Regions from separate parts of the Homo sapiens genome. Here regions 2, 3 and 4 are each linked to region 1. A link is a contact called in ENCODE Hi-C data. All regions are on one chromosome and are shown on one strand. The core of a region is the stretch at or near the end of the contact, and the rest is flanking DNA. Distances in the headings are between cores, read along the strand shown. Region 1 holds the start of IFNW1 (interferon omega 1). Region 2 holds the start of IFNA4 (interferon alpha 4). Region 3 holds the start of IFNB1 (interferon beta 1). Region 4 has its middle 19 kb from the start of IFNB1.

Region 1 (4,695 bases), core at 2,070-4,569:
CACCTGCCCGGGTTTTTGAGTGTCCTCATCACAAAGAAATTGTAAATGTTTAAGGTGATGGATGTACTACTTACCTTGATTTGATCATTACAATGCATACATATATGGAAACATAACTTTGTACCCCATAAACATTATTATTAAGTGTTCATTGTAAATTTCAAAAATAAATTTAAAAGAATTGAATATAAAAACAGATTTACATGAGAGGGAACTGAATATACGTCAAGTCAAAAGTAGAATTCAATTAGAGAGAGGCTTAGTTTTCCATGCTAGACATTCCATAATTTAAATAAAAAAGGAATTGTCCAGATCTTTGAATACAGGTAAAGTTAAAAACAAGTGTCCATCACAAGAACATGGCTACAATTTTTAGAAAATGTATATCTCAGTTATTAGAAATCATAAGATCATAAACAAATAATGTATATGACAACATAAAATACAGAGAAATGTACATCTCAGTGATTAGAAATCATATCATAAACAAATAAGGTATATGACCAACATAAAATATAGAGTAAATAAATAACAGAATAAAATGAGATCTGATTGTAAAATTTGATAGAAAAAAAGAATATTAACAAGCAAATAGGTAACCGTTGAAGCTTATTACAAAATAATATTAATTAGAACACTGATAGATTATTATTTTATTCAAATAAGCAATTAATTAAATCAAATATTCAAATGTTCACATGTTTTGTACCAATATATTCGTTCTCTGAAAATAACTTTTTTTTTTTTTTGAGACGGAGTCTCCCTCTGTCACCAGGCTGGAGTGCGGTGACGCCATCTTGGCTCACCGCAACCTCCGCCTCCTGGGTTCAAGCGATTCTCCTGCCTCAGCCTCCTGAGTAGCTGGGACCACCACGCCACCACGCCCAGCTAATTTTTGCATTTTTTTTTTTTAGTAGAGACGGGGTTTCACCATGTTGGCCAGGATGGTCCCTATCTCCCGATCTTGCGATCAGCCTGCCTCGACCTCCCAAAGCGCTGGGATTACAGGCATGAACTACTGCGCCCGCCCTCTGAAAATAATTCTTTAAAAACATATTGCAAAAAACATGAAAAAAAATACAAGAAACATTAATCCACATTCTTCTCTAGATGCCACCTTATTTCCTTTTTCCACTTGACAAACAAACTTCCCCAAATAATTTTCTATACGCAGTATTCTTAATTTCTCTTTTTTGTGTTTCCTCTTCAACTTACTCCAATCGTGTTTCTATCCCATTCATTCTACTAAACCAGATCCTCCTAAGGTCATCAGTGGAGTCTGTTTCCAGGTTCAGTAGGACAGCTCAGCCCTCACCTTCCCTGAAAGTACCACTGTCTTCCCCTCATTAGACTCTCCCTCATTCTTTCCCATTTCTCTTTCTAATTGCACTGGCAACTTTACCTCAGGCTCCTTTACATATTCTCCTTCTCTGCTCTACCTTTGAATGTTGAGGGTCTGCAGGACAAGGTTATGTCCTCATCTCATTGTCTCCTCTGTTTATAAGTGACTACATTCATTCCTATGTCCTTGTTACCAGACATGCAATAAAGAATCTTAAATTAATACCTTTGCCCATGGGATTTGTTGTTCACTCTAGACCCATATTCCCAATTGCGCATAAGATTTCTGCAATTTCATGTCTCCCAGGCACCTCAAAAAGGACATCTAATATTTTTCTTTCTCAACATCATTTGCACCTAAAGCTTCTAGTATGAGAACATCATTTTCTTTTACTTATCTTTGTAGTGTTTCATATAAGCGAAATTGGTACATCTTTACTGTTTCTTTTCCTGTAAGAATGAAAGCTCTTCAACACGGAAAGAAACTGTGTTTATTCACCTGTATTTCTTTTTTAAAATAACTTTTTAATTTTTGTGGGTACATAGTAAGTGTATATATTTATTGGTTACATGAGATATTTTGATACAGTCATGCAATGAGTACACCTGCATTGCTTGACATCAATTCCAAAATATGCCACTTTGATACTCACTTTATACATATTATGTAAATGGAATGAATGAATAGGTAAGTGTATATTACCGTCCATTCCTTGATTTGGTTCAGAAAACTAGTGTTTGGATTTTGGTTTTCGAATAAATAACTTCAAGAAGTTTTGTTTGAAAATAATTTAATAAATAACAAAATACAATATTTAACCAAATGGAAAGCTGAACATGTTTTGTTATCTTAATACAATGTAAAGGCAAACATTTGTTATATAAGAATATAAATAGTATAAATATGATAAAATGTAAGAATAAATAAATGAGTAAAAATAAATAACATCTTAGGGACTGATGCCCCTGAACCTAAGTCTTTTTAACATATACTGGCTTAATATACCGACAAAGTATTTGCAGAACTAATTCAGTCAATTCTGTGATTAAAGCCGAAATAAGAGTCTTTTGAATTGACCAGAGTCACATGTGCAAGTGTTATATGGCAAATTAATCAATGAGAATCATTTCAAGATGAGCCCAGGTCTCTATCTTTACTTCTCAGTCTTTCTTGCATGTTTGTTGATAAGAACAAGGATTTCATGATTTCCATTCTGACAACTTCCCAGGCACAGTCGCTGTATTTCTTCTCTTTCAGGTAGACACGGATTCCCTGGAAGTACCTCCTCAAGGTCAGTGCAGGGCTGCTAATTGCCCCAGCAGATTCTCCTTCTCCCACTACCTGCAGCAAGCAGGTCTCCAGGTGTTGCAGTTGCTGATGAAGTCCAGTGTGGAGTTGGTCTAGGAGGGTCATGTTCCAGGCAGCAGAGGAGCGCTCTGTGTGGAAGAGGCTGAAGATCTGCTGCAGCATCTCATGGAGGACAGACATGACATGGGCCTTCTGCAACTGGCTCCCTTTTACCATCTCCTGGGGGAACCTGAAGTCTCTTCTGTCCTTGAGACACAAGAAAGGGGAGATTCTCCTCATTTGGTGCAGAAGCACCAAGGTGTTCCTGCTAAGTAGGCCATGGTTCTGAGGCAGATCACAGCCCAGAGATCCAACAGGGCTATAGCTGGTCATCACTAGGGCTGCCAGTAGAGGGAACAGGAGGGCCATTGGGAAATGAGGATGCTCCTGGCTTTACTGAGCTGGGATATGGCTTAACCTTGGACCCTAGGTTTTCTGAAGACATTGCTTGTATGCATGGCTTTTAATAGGAAACACATGGTTTTCATTTTCTGAACATTTCTCTGTACTTTCAGTTTCTTTTACTGTTTTCATTTGTGTGTTCTCCCTATGACCTTAAGAGGATGACAACAATCTATTAATTTTGCATTAGACTTCAGCTAAACTCCAGTAAACTTCAGCTGTGTCAATACAAATGAATGCTTAATCAAATGAAAAACGTCTGGGTACTAAAGTCATAAGTGTATATACTATATGCATGTAAATAATCAGACACACACTACACTAACAATATATATATTATATATTTATGTATACACACTATAGTGAATATATGTATATATGTGTATATATAATATATATTCATATATATATGAAAAAAATCATTTTCTCTGTTCTAGAAGCAAAATTTTAACCCTTATTCTAGCCTCCATTTTTACCCTCCTTACTTTATGTAGGAAGTCAGGCCCTATAGGTTTCTATATTTGCTTCAGGTTTACCAGATCATCTGCAGCAAATAAGCTCTTTAGAACCAAGAACAGCATTTTGCTGTTGTTTGTTTGTTTTTTAGAGATGGGGTCTTAATCCGTCACCCAGGTTGGAGTGTGGTGGCATGATCAGAGGTCACTGCAGCCTTTAACTCCTGGGCTCAAGCAATCTCTGTGCCTCAGCCCCCTGAGTACCTGGGACAACAGGTGTGCACCATCATGCCTGGCTAATTTTTTTGTTGTTGTTGTTGTTAGAGATGAGGTCCCACTATGTTGTTCAGGCTGGTCTCAAACTCCTGGCCTGAAGCTGAGGCCTCCTGCCTCAGCCTCCCAAGTAGTTGGAATTACAGATATGAGCCAAAAACGCAGTTTTGTTTGCTGTTTTATTCACAACAGAGGATGATGATGATTAGCGAATGAGCTTCTCTGACATTTTTCTTCCTTCTAGAAAACATTCATGCAGGTCCATGTGGTTACGCTTCACTGGGACCACAAGGTGAAGATTAATATAGACACTGCTTTTTCTTTCCATCATTTGCTTACTGAGGTCAATAGTGCTCCCCTATCTGTCAATATCCCAGCTGGAATCCTGATTCTTTACAAGCGCATATGGATGTAGAGATTCTAATTCGCAGATATTTTACTTTCCCAGCGTCTCCTCACACACAAGGTAGTTATCACATCTAGTAATACCTTTTCCTCTAGAGTAACAAATACTCTCAACCCAAACTCTTCCAGACTCGCTCCCAGGGAGCAGTCTCACAACATCCTGATAACTTCAGAACTCTTTTGGTGAGAGGGTAGTGGTTACTTTGTGAGCAAAGCAACTAACCCTCCAAGACCCTTGCCGGTGCCCCTAGAGTGTTTGTCTGGAGGACCCTGGCTCTCAGTGGCGACCTCCTTTCCTCCTGACCCATGTGTCCAGGTATCAAAAGTTTCGACAGCCCTCAGGTACTGATAGCAAAGGTTTCTTTTGTCTAAGGAAGGTGGAAGGATTACCCAATTATAATCATTTTACCTTCATTAGTCAAATAATTTTCCACCATTTGCTTACTGAGGTCAATAGTGCTCCACTGGCTG
Region 2 (4,545 bases), core at 1,417-3,916, 46 kb after region 1:
CTCTAATGATCGGTGATGTTGAGCTTTTTTCATGTTTATTGGCCGCATAAACGTCTGCTTTTGAGAAGTGTCTGTTCATGTCCTTTGCCCACTTTTCGATGGGGCTTTTTTTTTGTGTGAATTTGTTTAAGTTCTTTGTACATTCTGGATATTAGACCTCTGTCAATTGGGTAGACGGCAAAAATTTTCTCCCATTCTGTAAGTTGCCTGTTCACCCTGATGATTGATAGTTTCTTTTGCTGTGCAGAAGCTCTTTAATTAGATGCCATTTGTCAATTTTAGCTTTGGTTGCAGTTGCTTTTGGCAATTTCATCATAAAATCTTTGCCCATGCCAATGTCCTGAATGCTATTGCCTACATTTTCCTCTAGGGTTTTTATGGTTTTGGGATTTACATTTAAGTGTTTAATCAGTCTTGAGTTAATTTTTGTATAAGGTGTAAGGAAGGGGTCCAGTGTCAGTTTCCTGCATATGGTTTTCCAGTTTTCCCAGCACCATTTATTAAATAAGGAATCCCTTCCCCATTCCTAAAGTATTGAGAAAGAGATTCTCTTTTCCAGTTTCTGATTTTATTTTATGAAACAAATGTGTCAGTTTTTACTGACATTTAACGGAATATTAATCAAAATAATGATCAATTACTATTGTAAATTTTATATTTTATGTGTTTAATATATAAAATATTAAATGTATTAATATGATTTACCAGTGCATCACATTTATGAAATTTATTCATTGACATGTATTTTCAAAAAGGAAACACTATGCAGATAAAAGATAATCCACATTTTTGGGTGTACCAACTTATTACTTCCCTCCATTGCAAAGGCAGATATCTCACAATTTTCTATATGTGTTATCTTGATTTTTCTTTTTTGATTCACTCTTCTACTTACCGCAGTATGGCTTCTGCTGATTAATTCTATCAATCCAGCTCTCAGTAAGCTCTGCATTGCCCTCTATTTTCTTGCTATAGTGCTCAGTTTTAATTCACATTTTCCATAAGTCTATTGATTCTTTTTCTAAGCACATTTATTTTCTAAATCAACTTTTATCACCATTCCCTCTCATCCTTCTAAAGTTAAGGTATTCCACCTCTGTTTTCTTTGTGTCTCTTCTGTTCCCACACTTTAATGGTGGAAGGTCCTCAGAATCCAGTTTAAGTCTTTTTTTCCCTCTCCACTTCCTCCCCACATGACAGCCTTCATTTTAGGCCTTTCCATTGCCAGTTATGAATGTCCAGATATTGTATTCCTTGGAAACTGCAAATTCACATATCTGACTTGCAATGTACATTTTCAATTACATGTTGAAGTCAGTTTACAGAGAATATCTGTGCTTTTATTTCCAGATATGTCTCAATCTACATTCTGCTAAGAGGAATTCATTGTTTTTTTACTTCCTCACATTATAGCAGTTAGCATCACTGATATTAATTCAGCATTATTATTGTTTTTAGATTTCTTTCCTGACAAAAATAAAAGATACAAGAGAAGAGGGACTGTATATTTTATGTTCACATTTATATCCTGAAGGCAACATATAACCAGGTACAGAAAAATATGTTTTTTTATAACTTGAATAAAATTATGATAGGTAACTTAATTAAATCATCTATTTTTAAGTCAGGTTGTAAAGTCAGCCTTGGCATTTTATCTTAAGGAATAAACAAACACAAGAAATTTTGTATAGTAAAAATTTAATGAAAAAGGAAATTAATATATTGGCTAAATATGAAGAACATATATTGTTACATTCACCACAATGTAAAGGTACTCATGATATCACATAAAAAATAATTTAAATTTTAAAAATAAATAAATATTTAAATAAATAGATGAACAGAGACATCAGCATTGTCATCTGTAAAGGACTAGTGCCTGCACAGGTATACACCAAGCTTCTTCACACTGCTGAAAACATTTGAAAATTTTGATTCAACTCGTGGTGGTTATAGAAGTGAGTCTTTGAAATGGAAGAACTCATGAAAGTGTGAGATAATGTATTAGTCAATCAGGATCATTTCCATGTTGAACCAGGTTTCAATCCTTCCTCCTTAATCTTTTTTGCAAGTTTGTTGAAAACGAGAGGGATCTCATGATTTCTGCTCTGACAACCTCCCAGGCACAAGGGCTGTATTTCTTCTCTGTTAGATAAAGAGTGATTCTTTGGAAGTATTTCCTCACAGCCAGGATGGAGTCCTCATTCATCAGGGGAGTCTCTTCCACCCCAACCTCCTGTATCACACATGCTTCCAGGTCATTCAGTTGCTGGTAAAGTTCAGTGGAAAATTTTTCTAGGAGGCTCTGTTCCCAAGCAGCAGATGAGTCCTCTGTGCTGAAGAGATTGAAGGTCTGCTGGATCATCTCATGGAGGACAGAGATGGCTTGAGCCTTCTGGAACTGGTGGCCATCAAACTCCTCCTCGGGGAATCCGAAATCATGTCTGTCCTTCAGGCAGGAGAAATGAGAGATTCTTCCCATTTGTGCCAGGAGTATCAAGGCCCTCCTATTACCCAGGCTGTGGGTCTGAGGCAGATCACAGCCCAGAGAACAGATGGATTTGTAGCTGAGCACCAGCACGGCCATCAGTAAAGAAAAGGACAGGGCCATTGGGATGTTGCAAATATTGCTAGGCTACTTGAGATGGATAACCTTGAACTTCGGCCTCTAGGTTTTCTGAAGACTTTGCTCTGTGCATAGGTCTTAAATAGTGAACATACTAATTTCCATTTTCTAAATTCCCTAGTTGTACTTTCTATCTCTGTTTTTGCTTTCTTTATGCACTCTCTACATGTGTTTAAAAAGTTTTTCATTTTTTTTCATCATTGCCTATTTTTCACCTGCACTCAAAGGCTTTTATGGTATTTTTTTCTAATTGAAATCTTCATGAAATTTTAATAACACAGATTTGGCATATCTATTTATGTATATTACGTATACCTCTACTTCACAGATAAAAACTACAAAGTTTGCTCTTTTTATTCAAAGTAAAGAATGACAGAAAAGTTAAACTAAAATTTAAGTTTAAAAGCTATTGACATTTAACTTAATTTGATAAGTATATTTGTGGAATAACTTTTAGTGTAATTTGTTCATGTAAATTTTGTATCAAAGTACATATGCAAAATAAAAATCTATATAGATACACATTAATAATATGAATATAATTACATATCCAATCATTCAAAACTCCTAAAAATATGAATGAATAATTTTTTAAAATTTTTCTCTTAGTGTATGAAGCTTTGAATTTTGCTTTATATGACAAAATAATTTGTAAACTTCACCAGCTGCAGTATTCATCCAGATGTTGCCAACACTTTTTTCTTTTCAGCACTTGACATAAATATTGATGTGTTGAATAACTTTACTAGAAATAAATCATATAATATAAGCTATTTGCATTGAATTCTCAAAGTCTACAAAACATCTTGAAGAACTGAGGATCAAACATAAGTAAGAACCATAAGATAGTCAATGGCAGCCCAAAGATATGCAGGTTAAAGCCACATATTGTGATAAGACCTTAAGATCCAGCAAAAAATGGACAAAAAGTCCTCCAATCACAGTCATCTATTTGCCATAGGTTTGTAACACTGGTCTTACAAATATTTTGTTTATCTTCATGAACTCAATACCAGTGCTTCTCATATCATACACAAAAAAACCCAATGAGAAAGATATATATTAAGCAATGAAATTTTGTTGGATAGAATTGTTGGAGAGTCACAAACTATTGTAATATGTCAGATTTGTTTACACTACGAGAACTAATTTTCGTACCCTTAGAAGAAGTGTCATTCCAATAAACATATGTGACTTAGAAAATATTATGAATTAAATTATTTTTGGCATTTTTCATTGAAGTTCATATTCCCTAAAGGTTTTCAGAAGTTCCTATCCAAGTCAATTCTTATCAAATAAAAAAGACCATCTTTGTTGTAAATTCATAAATTTATAATTATTGAATATTATCATGTAAAGAATTAACTTTCAGAGTGATCCTGAACTCTGGCTCTACCTTTTTGTTGTTTTTTTTTTTTTTGCATAAGAAGTTTTTTTTTGCATAAGTAGGCCCTATAGATACTGAGTCCTTAAATGGAATGAGGTCTGTTTTAGCAAATCAGCTATTTAGTAAGTGGAGTTTTTACTAGTTTCTCATTTTTTCTTCTACTGGAAAGTGTTCAAGAATGAAGCTATTTTGCTTCCTCATGGCCATATTTGCTGGGATTGTAATAGACAATCACAAAAATTTCCATTCAGTGTTTACTGAGAGTCAGTAATGCCCATTTAGTTTACTGCTAAAACCACTGGGATTCTAGTTTTTTTTAAGTGCATGTAGATCTGGGGATTCAAGTTGCAAGAGCAGCATAATATCATCCTTTGCCTAGCACTATATTAACTATTTATGACTTCATCTCTAATCTGTCCTCTACTTTGTTATAATAGAAAATAACTAGCCTGGTGTCAAATGCAGAGTCACATATCTAAATTCAAACTCTCCAATTCACACAGTTTATAGGAGTCAGACAATTTGCTATTCC
Region 3 (4,878 bases), core at 2,218-4,717, 64 kb before region 1:
ACCAGTGCCTTCTTACTGTTCAAGAGCTAGATAAGACAGTTCCATCTCCTAATCCAGCTTTGTGGATTCCTAAGGTGTGATATGGGAAGGGGGAAGGTGGCTGTGTTGTCATTGTTTTGCCTCCTGTTTCTTCTAATTTGGTTCATCTATGAAGATCTGGCCACCCCATGTTTGTTCAAACATGAGACCGGGCACTTTCTATGATTTGTACACAGAGGTTTTACGCAGAGGACTTTTTGTGGTAGCCATTTTTATTGAAGTTTTGGAGATGATGTCGGACAGAGTTTCAATACATCAGCGCACACAATTTCATGCTGCACATGAGCTACGCTGTTTGGAAAATTCTTTTTTCATTCCCACCAGCAAAATTTTCATTGTCTGACTTGTTCCACGTAGTGTCACAGTTCCAGAGCTTTGGGGGATTTCTGTCTGTCTCCTTTCTCCTTAAAAGCTGACACACAAAACATGCTATTGATATTTTACTGTCTTTTCCGTTGCCACACCCATAACCTCAAAATCTCACTAGATATTGAGTGAAGCCTCATTAGATATTTTTCTACAGACTCATTAGATATTTTTCTAAACAAAGAGTGTTTTCCTTAAGACCTTATTCTGGTGCCAGCCAAAGTAATATTATTATTTTACTTTATTCCTCATGCCTAGTCATCGGTTCAGCACATGCAAATGTGCACCTTTGGGCTAGTTGCCTTCATTTTTATTGGAATTAATTTTAATTGTTACTTATCTTCTACTGGTTATGGACTTATTTTTGGCATTCTGGATGGGTTGACATGCTAAGCTGTGATACAGTATTTCTAATTCTGCAGAAGTGGCCTCTCTCCTGTCATTCTTGCCCCAACACGGAGGTAGAGCAGGTCTTTTCAAGAACTTGCCAGTTTCTGGGCCAGTTTAGCAGTTCAGCTCAGAGAAAGCAGTGGACAATAGGGGCCCATTGCTGAGAGAGATTTCTTTAGTTTCCTCTTGGCTGCTCTAGACACTGCCTGGACTCCGCATTGCTACTTGCTGATCTTGTCCTTGACTCCAGGAAAAAGAGGAGTTCGGCTACAGAAGGGCTTTTGGCAGAGCAGGGGTGGAGAGCTGGGGGAAGGATGAAGCTTGAGGGGGGCTTGACTGGTTTGAGTCAATGGCAGCAGGCCCCCCATGATGACATTTCTTGTTTGCATAGCCCGTGTGTGTGTTATCCACTTTGAACTGGAAGGGGGAGCCCTGAGTTCATTGTCTACACAATAGTAGCTTCTCTGGAACTCTTAATGAACAGATTACTTCTCCTGAAAGCTGCTTCTTTTAAAAGGAATTCAGATTTCTTTACTGCTCTAGGAAAAAATGCCTAGATACAAATAAAGACTTTTATGATGCTTCTCTTTGAACTTCTTTTTAAAATCTCCATTCACTAGAGACTGAATGAAATCATTATGTGACCATGGGCAGTTACTAAATTTCTTTGAGATTTAGTTTCCTCTCCTGTAAAATGGCAATAATGTACTTGTGCCTACCTGAGGGGTGCTTGTGGAGAAGATTAAATCCGATTATCTATGTGGGATCTCAGCACAGTGCCTATTTCATTAGAATTTCTCAGTAAACAGCAACTGCTAATGGCAGTAATAGCCACTATAACCCAAGTTCCCGAGTTTTGGTACAAAGACAAAAACCTAACCAGTCAGTCCATGCTGACCAGGTGCCCAAAGAGCTCCTAGAAAAGCTTGATTTTTTTCCCGGTGTAAGCCCTGGGAAAAATTAATGCCCTCTCTATCCCACCTAAACTTCCCTTTCTCCTATGTTTCCTGGCTTTTTGCTTGGTTTGAAACTGGACTTAAACTGCTGCACCTCTTTCATTTGGCTTTAGGAACTATGTGGCGTCCGCAATGCAGAGCAACAGAAAACTGGACAGGACATTCCTGGAATTCTGTATGAACAAGGCAGTGGGGACTGGAAGCAGGCTTAGTTTTTTGAAAAACTAGGGAGAAAACTAACCAGATGGCTAGGGTATAAAAAGGTTCTTCTTCCTCTGATGCCTGTGCCATGCCAGCAGACAGGGACCCACAGCTCCCCTAAGATACCCACACATCTTGGCTGTCCCATGATGAGCAGAATAAAGAGATTGCTGCTTAATAGTGTCATGGAAGTAAATGGGACTTCTCACCCTTAAGCTTGCAGGGATGGTGGGGGGCACATAATTATTTAAAAATCTTTCGAGGAGCAAAGTATCCCCCAAATAACGTGGGAAGGTTAGGGAGAACACAAAAGCTGACATATTCCTCTGGCTATTCCTGATGGCCAGCTCAATTCTAACTTTATGATGAGAGAATCTGGAGCACACAGTAGGAGGAATGGGAACCCCAGGTTTAGTTCCAGACCCTCCAGCTTTCCTTTTCTCTTTTAATCCCACAGCAGTTCATGCCATATTTATTCCCCCATAAGGTTCAGGTCCCCTTATTGTCTCTTACCTTATATATTCCACATGGCTTTCTTGAATTTTAAATTCCTTAAAGGCAGGGGCCAGAAAGTATACTACTTTGCAGGTATATTTTAAAAAGAACAACTAATAGGTACTTGGCAATTTTATAATATGGATGGTTATATAAATCAAATCGAAATTAAAACTGCCATGTTGACTTTTGCACCAAAAATAATTTATTTTCCAAAATAAAATTTAAATAAATAAAAATAACTCATAATTTAATAAAAATTTCAAAATCTTCTAGTGTCCTTTCATATGCAGTACATTAGCCATCAGTCACTTAAACAGCATCTGCTGGTTGAAGAATGCTTGAAGCAATTGTCCAGTCCCAGAGGCACAGGCTAGGAGATCTTCAGTTTCGGAGGTAACCTGTAAGTCTGTTAATGAAGTAAAAGTTCCTTAGGATTTCCACTCTGACTATGGTCCAGGCACAGTGACTGTACTCCTTGGCCTTCAGGTAATGCAGAATCCTCCCATAATATCTTTTCAGGTGCAGACTGCTCATGAGTTTTCCCCTGGTGAAATCTTCTTTCTCCAGTTTTTCTTCCAGGACTGTCTTCAGATGGTTTATCTGATGATAGACATTAGCCAGGAGGTTCTCAACAATAGTCTCATTCCAGCCAGTGCTAGATGAATCTTGTCTGAAAATAGCAAAGATGTTCTGGAGCATCTCATAGATGGTCAATGCGGCGTCCTCCTTCTGGAACTGCTGCAGCTGCTTAATCTCCTCAGGGATGTCAAAGTTCATCCTGTCCTTGAGGCAGTATTCAAGCCTCCCATTCAATTGCCACAGGAGCTTCTGACACTGAAAATTGCTGCTTCTTTGTAGGAATCCAAGCAAGTTGTAGCTCATGGAAAGAGCTGTAGTGGAGAAGCACAACAGGAGAGCAATTTGGAGGAGACACTTGTTGGTCATGTTGACAACACGAACAGTGTCGCCTACTACCTGTTGTGCCAGAGCAAAGGCTTCGAAAGGTTGCAGTTAGAATGTCCTTTCTCCATGGGTATGGCCTATTTATATGAGATGGTCCTCTCTCTATTCAGAGGAATTTCCCACTTTCACTTCTCCCTTTCAGTTTTCCTATGTCATTTACATTTTAGTAGTTTCTAAAACTCTTTATTTAAGCTCCTATCTTATGATATATATAATAGGGAAAAAGATTTACAAACTGTGAGGTTTTCTAATGTTTTTTAAAGTTTCAGTGAATGACTAAAGCAAATTGTAAAACAAGACTTGGGAGAAAGCAAAGGAAAGCAAACGACCTGAGAATTCAAGAACCTCAAAACACTAAAAGATACAGTTGGTCCTTCCTATCCATAGGTTCTGTATCCGTGGATTCTACTGACTGTAGATGGAAAATATTTTTTAAAAATACAATAAAAATAATAATACAACAACAAAAAATAATGTAAATTTTAAAGATACAGTGTTACAGCTATTTAGCATTTATATTGTATCAGGTATTATAAGTAATCTAGGGATGATTTAAAATATACAGAAATACATGTGCAGATTATATGCAAATACTGCAACGTTTTATAAGAGGGAATTGAGCATCCTCTGATTTTGGTATCTGTGGAGGCAGCGGGATGGTGGTCCTAGAACCAATCTTCTTTGGATACTGAAAGACTGAGAGATAGATTTACTGAAAAGTCAATCAGGGAATAGTAGCTGAAACTGCAAGGAGTTTTGCCCAATATGATAATAGATTAGTGTGAGAGGGCCTTGGAAACTTCTGAAAGGCACTGGAATAGTCTAGGGTATAAGAAATTTTCAAACCAACCAGTCACAGCCCTTTTGATCCTACACAGAGGAGAAACTGCCACAAGTGGAATCACACTTCAGCAGGATATAAACAACACAGACAAGGATAGAGAAGGCCCAACCAGGGTGGGATGGAGAACTCAGAAGGCAGGCTGCTATGTTTTTGACCATTTCACAAAAGCTAACAGAAGAGGGAGCTCTGTGAAGTTAGAAAAACCGCCCTGAACCACTTCCTGGTTCAGGAAAAATAAGCTCTTACAAGACCAAACAACAGAAAAGTATTAAGATGGAATCTCATACAAAGTTATTAATAGAAAAAAGAGAAGGCTTTGGGAAGATGGCTGATTAGAAGCAGTTGTGGTCTGTGGCACTCTGCTCTTTGGCCAGGATGGTCTGACTGCCCTGAGCCTGTCATGCTGTGAGAAAGCCCAAACTAGCTTACAAGGAGAGACCATGAAAATTGGCAGTGTATTTCAAAATTTAAAATTTCAAGCAATGAGATTGTTCCTTTAACTTGCAATACCGTTACTAGTTATTTACTATGGCTATCCCTGCAGAAATATGCATGTGTATGTGCATGTGTATTATAGATACATACAAAACATATATAAATGTTGATTATATTACTATCATA
Region 4 (4,517 bases), core at 501-3,000, 45 kb before region 1:
CCTAAGAATCCAGGAGAGACTAGGCCACTTCACGGGGGCTCTGCCTGTCTTGTTAATGTCGGGATTCCTGACATGATATTAAAATAACGGCACCTTGGACATTGAGAAAACTGCAGAATCAAGAAGGTCATTCACTGACTTTGTCTCACCTTTCTTTGTGAAAGCTGGTCATAAGATAATTATCTGTCCTATCTCCCCTGAAAGTATGTCGTAAGACCCCCATGTGACAGGTGTCCTTCCCTGCTTCTGGAGGAAAGGAATAAAGACACAGGGACACCAAGAATAATCTGAACAGCAGGCCTTCCTAAGTCCCCCCTCAGTTTATTAACAATACTTCATATCCCCTTTGTGTCCAATATGCTTTTACATGACTGTCCATTTTTCATTAAACCTAAGCATAAAAATAGACAGTTTCTCTGGGTCTTTGGATCTTCATTTCTAAAGCCTCTTGTCTCCCATGAAAATTAGTTTAAAAAATTAGTTATGGTTTTCTCTTGTTAATCTTCTTTTATTATAGGGGTATTAACCATGAACCTAGCAATAGGTGAGAAAAGGCACTACTTTTTTTTCCCACACTAATGACAACTTCTGCCTTATGCAAACACAACCAGAGGGTCCTACAGTCTTCACCGCCAGCCACAGTTGGAATGGTCTCATCAATGGATTGATGGCCCAGGGACGCACAAGGGCTGTGCTGAGGCTCAGGAAACAATCCCCCAAAATGACGGCCACAGAAGCAGCCTCAGAAGCAAAACTTTCTCTGACTTTCTCCTGCCCTTCTCTCTGTGGCCCCTTATTCTCTAGAATCTCTCTAGAATCCCTCTTCCCAAGGCAGGCCATAGAAACCAGAATTCCCTTCCCCAAAGCCAGCCATAAAACCTAAACATATTACTTCAACCTCCTCCTTGCCTTTCTGTGTAAAAGCTGACCATAAGGAAATTATGTGACCTGCCTTATCTGATGGTAGAATATAACTCCATTCAGAGAGGGCCCTGCCCCATTCCCAGAGTAAGGAATGTTGCACAAACAAACCCAGAAGAATCTAGACAGACAGGCCTTGCTAGGCTTCCTCACTCAGTCTATTAGCATTAGATCATGCCCTTTTTGTCCAGTCATTTTTCTACATAGCTGTCCAATTCTTCATTAACCTAAGCATAAAAATGGTATCTTTGGGCTTTCATTCTGAAGGCTCCCATGTCACATGAAACTACTATACAATTAATTTGTATGGCTTTTTGCCTATTAATCTGCCTTTTGTCAGATGATTTTTCAGTGAAGCTTCAGAGGTCAAAGGGCTAATTTTCCCCTGGCCCCTACAGCTGCCCACCCAACATTTCTTACCAGGTGCTACCTGGACTCCCTCTGCTAGAAGCTCCACATTGGCCCTATCCAATACAGTCTTCAGTCACCCTCCAGCCTGGGTTTACTTTTCCCTTTGGATACCAGGCATTTCTCTGAGCTGTATGTTATTTAATCCTCACAACCATACTCAGGGGTAAATGCAGCCAGGCCTAGGGTTAAGAAGAGAATACACAGACAACACACTTACAGCAGCTGCTGAATAAGCACCAGCTCCATTCCCTTCACAAACACGTGGACATGTCTATTTTTGGTTTTTCTGTGGGTGCTTCCTATCTTGGAAGCAGTTTCTGGTGCTTCTACAAAGTGAAACCAAAACCCTGTACATCATTAAAACTTACAACCAATTACATTTTTATTTCATCATCAGGGGCTGTACGATGAACCAGGTGGTGCAAAAATAACAATGAGGGTGATGCAACAAGTGAAAAGGAAACTAAATGTGAATTGTCGAATTGGAATTGAAGAATGGAGCGGGTATTCCCCTTTGCCCTGGTGCTTGCCTGAGGCAAGTGCTGCTTATCTTCACAAAGCAGAAGATTCTTCTGGCTGCCTGGAAGATGCCTCTGTTATTTTAGTGAAAACATTTAGCTCCTCGAAAGGTAGAGAGAACCAAGAGGTAAAGTGTGCCATTGTAGACAGCTGGTGTGTGTGCCAGGTAGCAGTGCTTCTGTCTACATCCTGGGATATTTGCTGCGAAATGATTGGCTCAGTCACCAAGTGAATGGCTCTTTCTGCCTCTCCCTTGTGAGTAGTTGAGCTGGCATTAAAAAGTTCCTGGCTAGTTCTTTTGAAATTACCTCACCTTCCTGCAGACCTAGAACATTAGGGAATAATCCTCTAATCAGTTTCAAATAGGAGAGCTCACATGTAAGCAGCCTTATTTAAGTGCCAGGCATCATTCTGAGCATGTTATATAAATTAAACAATTAATCCTCACCACAGTTTTATGAGGTAGGACTGTGGTTATCTTAATTTTACAGATAAGGGAACTGGGCAACGAGAGGTCTGTTTCCTTTCCCCGTTATGACATCCCAAAATAGCATTTTGCTCCTTGAGTTCTAGTAGGAACATTCAAGGCCTGGTTGGCCTTTCCCATCTCTCACTCTGGACCCCTGGAGGGAAGAAAACTTGGTCTTATTCCTAGCTCTCATTTTTCACTTATTTCTTATTTTTAGAAAATGTGCAATTCTGCCAACTCTTTGCTTTAGCTCTTGCTTTCAAATGACTTGCACATCTCTGTCCTTTCTCCCCTTTTCCAAAATTTTCAATGTCATTTGCATCCTTCCATCAGTTCTAAAATGCTAGTTACTTGTGGATGTCTCTCCATTTTACGCCCTGTTCTGAGCCTATGGCTCTTTGCAAATTCAGCACTTGCGGAACACTCATCATTCTGTTCGGTAATCGATGTTTTGTTTTATCCTCTCTTTTCCAGAAGATTCGTGTTTTAAATCTGAACTTTGTCTCCCCAGTCATTAGCACAGTAGCCAATGGTAAAAAGTTAAGTATTGTTTATTGAATAAATATAATGCTGCAATATATGCTTCAATGAGTTTGTGACTGTCAGATATCAAGGAGTTGTCTTGGCAATGTTTGCTGAGGGTTCATTTAATGAATTCTCTTGACAAGAATTTGAGCTCCACCTATCTCATGAGCACATTGATGGGCAATGTGAACAAAGGGAAAATAAAATTCAAAAGAGAATACAATTTATGTTGAAAAGAACATTAAATATTATTTTAGATAAATGTAGCCCCAACACATGTGAGTCTTCTTGCCCCTTCTCTGACTCTCTTGGCATCCAAAAGAAATGCAAATCCATAATCAAAAGTCTTTAAATTTTAATATAGTTCCTCATTAAGGCCCTTGAAGAGACAGCAAAGTGGCAAATTATGTCATAAGTCTATTCAGTAAAACATACTTAGTTCCCGTTTTAACAGGAAATAGAAGCAAATGGAAAACTAACCAATTCATTTTATGAGAATAAAATCATACAACGCAGATAATAAGATCAGCCAACAAATTATAGGACACTTTTATAAACATGAAGATAAAAGTACCATGTTAAATATTAGGAAGTGAAACCCAAAGATGTGCTGTAAATAAAAAACTAGAATGTAACCAAGAATACAATGGTAGCATACGATAATCTGTTCATGTAATTATTAGTATGTGACAAAGGGAAAAAATATACTGATCTCACAAGGTACCAATAAACTCCCACATTAATTAAAAAGCAATACCTTAGCCTACCAAGGCTAGAACCAGTTTAACTCTGATAAATGTTATTGCATCTATTAAGAGTGCCTTCTACTATAAGTAACAGACAACTTAGCTAATTGAGTCTAAAATAATGAAGACATTTGCTCAGTCCACATAATTGGAAATCTGTAGGGCAGTATTCCTACAAGGATGATAGAGAGTTCCCATTGCTGCACATGTCGCCAGCATTTGGTACCATTAGCGTTCTGAACTTTGATCATTCGAGCAGGTGTGTAGTGCCTCCACATTCGTTATTGTAGAACTAGGCCTATAGCAGCAAGGAGAATCTGTGAGAATGTAACACAAGGATTAGGCTTTTTTTCCCCCAAATGACTAGTTGACTGTCCCAACATGGGCTTTTCCCATTGGTTTGAAAAGCCACTTTTACTGTATGCAAAGAAACAATAAATTCAATTTTCTTCTTCTTAACTTTGATTCTGTTTTCTTGACCGATTTCTCTATTCTTGCAATAATCCCGCTTTCTGCAGTCTTACAAGATCATTTTATATTTTACAAGGCAAGTCCCTCTGTAAATTTATTCCTTTCTCAGATTTTCTGATGTATTATTTTTTGATACATTTTGTAGTCAGCTTGTCAAATTCCAATTAAAAATCTTGTTGACGTGTTGTTTGGGAATGCATTGAATTTATGTATAAATGTATAATAAAGCAATTAAAAACAATTCAGTAGATTTTTATTTACTAATAGAAAAAATCTCTAAGATCTATTATTAAGTAAAAAAAGAAACATGATATTTATGAAATACAAACACACTTAATATCCACTGAATATTTCTATATGTATAAATTTATTAAATAAATGAGGAAATGACTAAAAGGATACTCATTAAAGTATTAACTATGTGAAATTGGGATGGTAACAGGTCAATATGACTT

What was found. Hi-C counts contacts between places; a loop is a spot of excess contacts on that map. Pooled maps may share reads with other maps.
Region 2: a map of esophagus muscularis mucosa shows a loop between it and region 1 (6-fold over the local background). The contact joins the promoter of IFNA4 here to the promoter of IFNW1 in region 1. A Hi-C loop is called at or near these places in 1 of 168 maps with a recorded cell type or tissue (esophagus muscularis mucosa).
Region 3: a loop to region 1 is called in a map of posterior cingulate gyrus, with 5 times the contacts of the local background. The contact joins the promoter of IFNB1 here to the promoter of IFNW1 in region 1. A Hi-C loop is called at or near these places in 3 of 168 maps with a recorded cell type or tissue (left ventricle myocardium superior, posterior cingulate gyrus and sciatic nerve).
Region 4: a loop to region 1 is called in a pooled map, with 4 times the contacts of the local background. The contact joins the enhancer-like site here to the promoter of IFNW1 in region 1. A Hi-C loop is called at or near these places in 2 of 168 maps with a recorded cell type or tissue (posterior vena cava and sciatic nerve) and 6 of 50 pooled maps.

What each region holds. Positions count from the first base shown.
Region 1 is chr9:21,138,513-21,143,207 of GRCh38, forward strand. IFNW1 (interferon omega 1) reads right to left here and starts at 3,320. Exons shown (of 1, transcript NM_002177.3): 1 at 2,120-3,320. The coding sequence starts at 3,058. The coding sequence ends at 2,471. RefSeq lists enhancers at 2,995-3,134, 3,225-3,274.
Region 2 is chr9:21,184,921-21,189,465 of GRCh38, forward strand. IFNA4 (interferon alpha 4) reads right to left here and starts at 2,667. Exons shown (of 1, transcript NM_021068.4): 1 at 1,698-2,667. The coding sequence starts at 2,611. The coding sequence ends at 2,042.
Region 3 is chr9:21,074,475-21,079,352 of GRCh38, forward strand. IFNB1 (interferon beta 1) reads right to left here and starts at 3,468. Exons shown (of 1, transcript NM_002176.4): 1 at 2,630-3,468. The coding sequence starts at 3,395. The coding sequence ends at 2,832.
Region 4 is chr9:21,094,746-21,099,262 of GRCh38, forward strand. No RefSeq gene overlaps it. Among named protein-coding and RNA genes, the nearest start is that of IFNB1, 19 kb to the left of the region's middle. RefSeq lists enhancers at 1,578-1,847, 1,745-2,039. Within about 2 kb of position 1,751, at least 10 of the 41 ENCODE cell types and tissues checked have a DNase peak (open chromatin) inside an H3K27ac peak, as active enhancers do.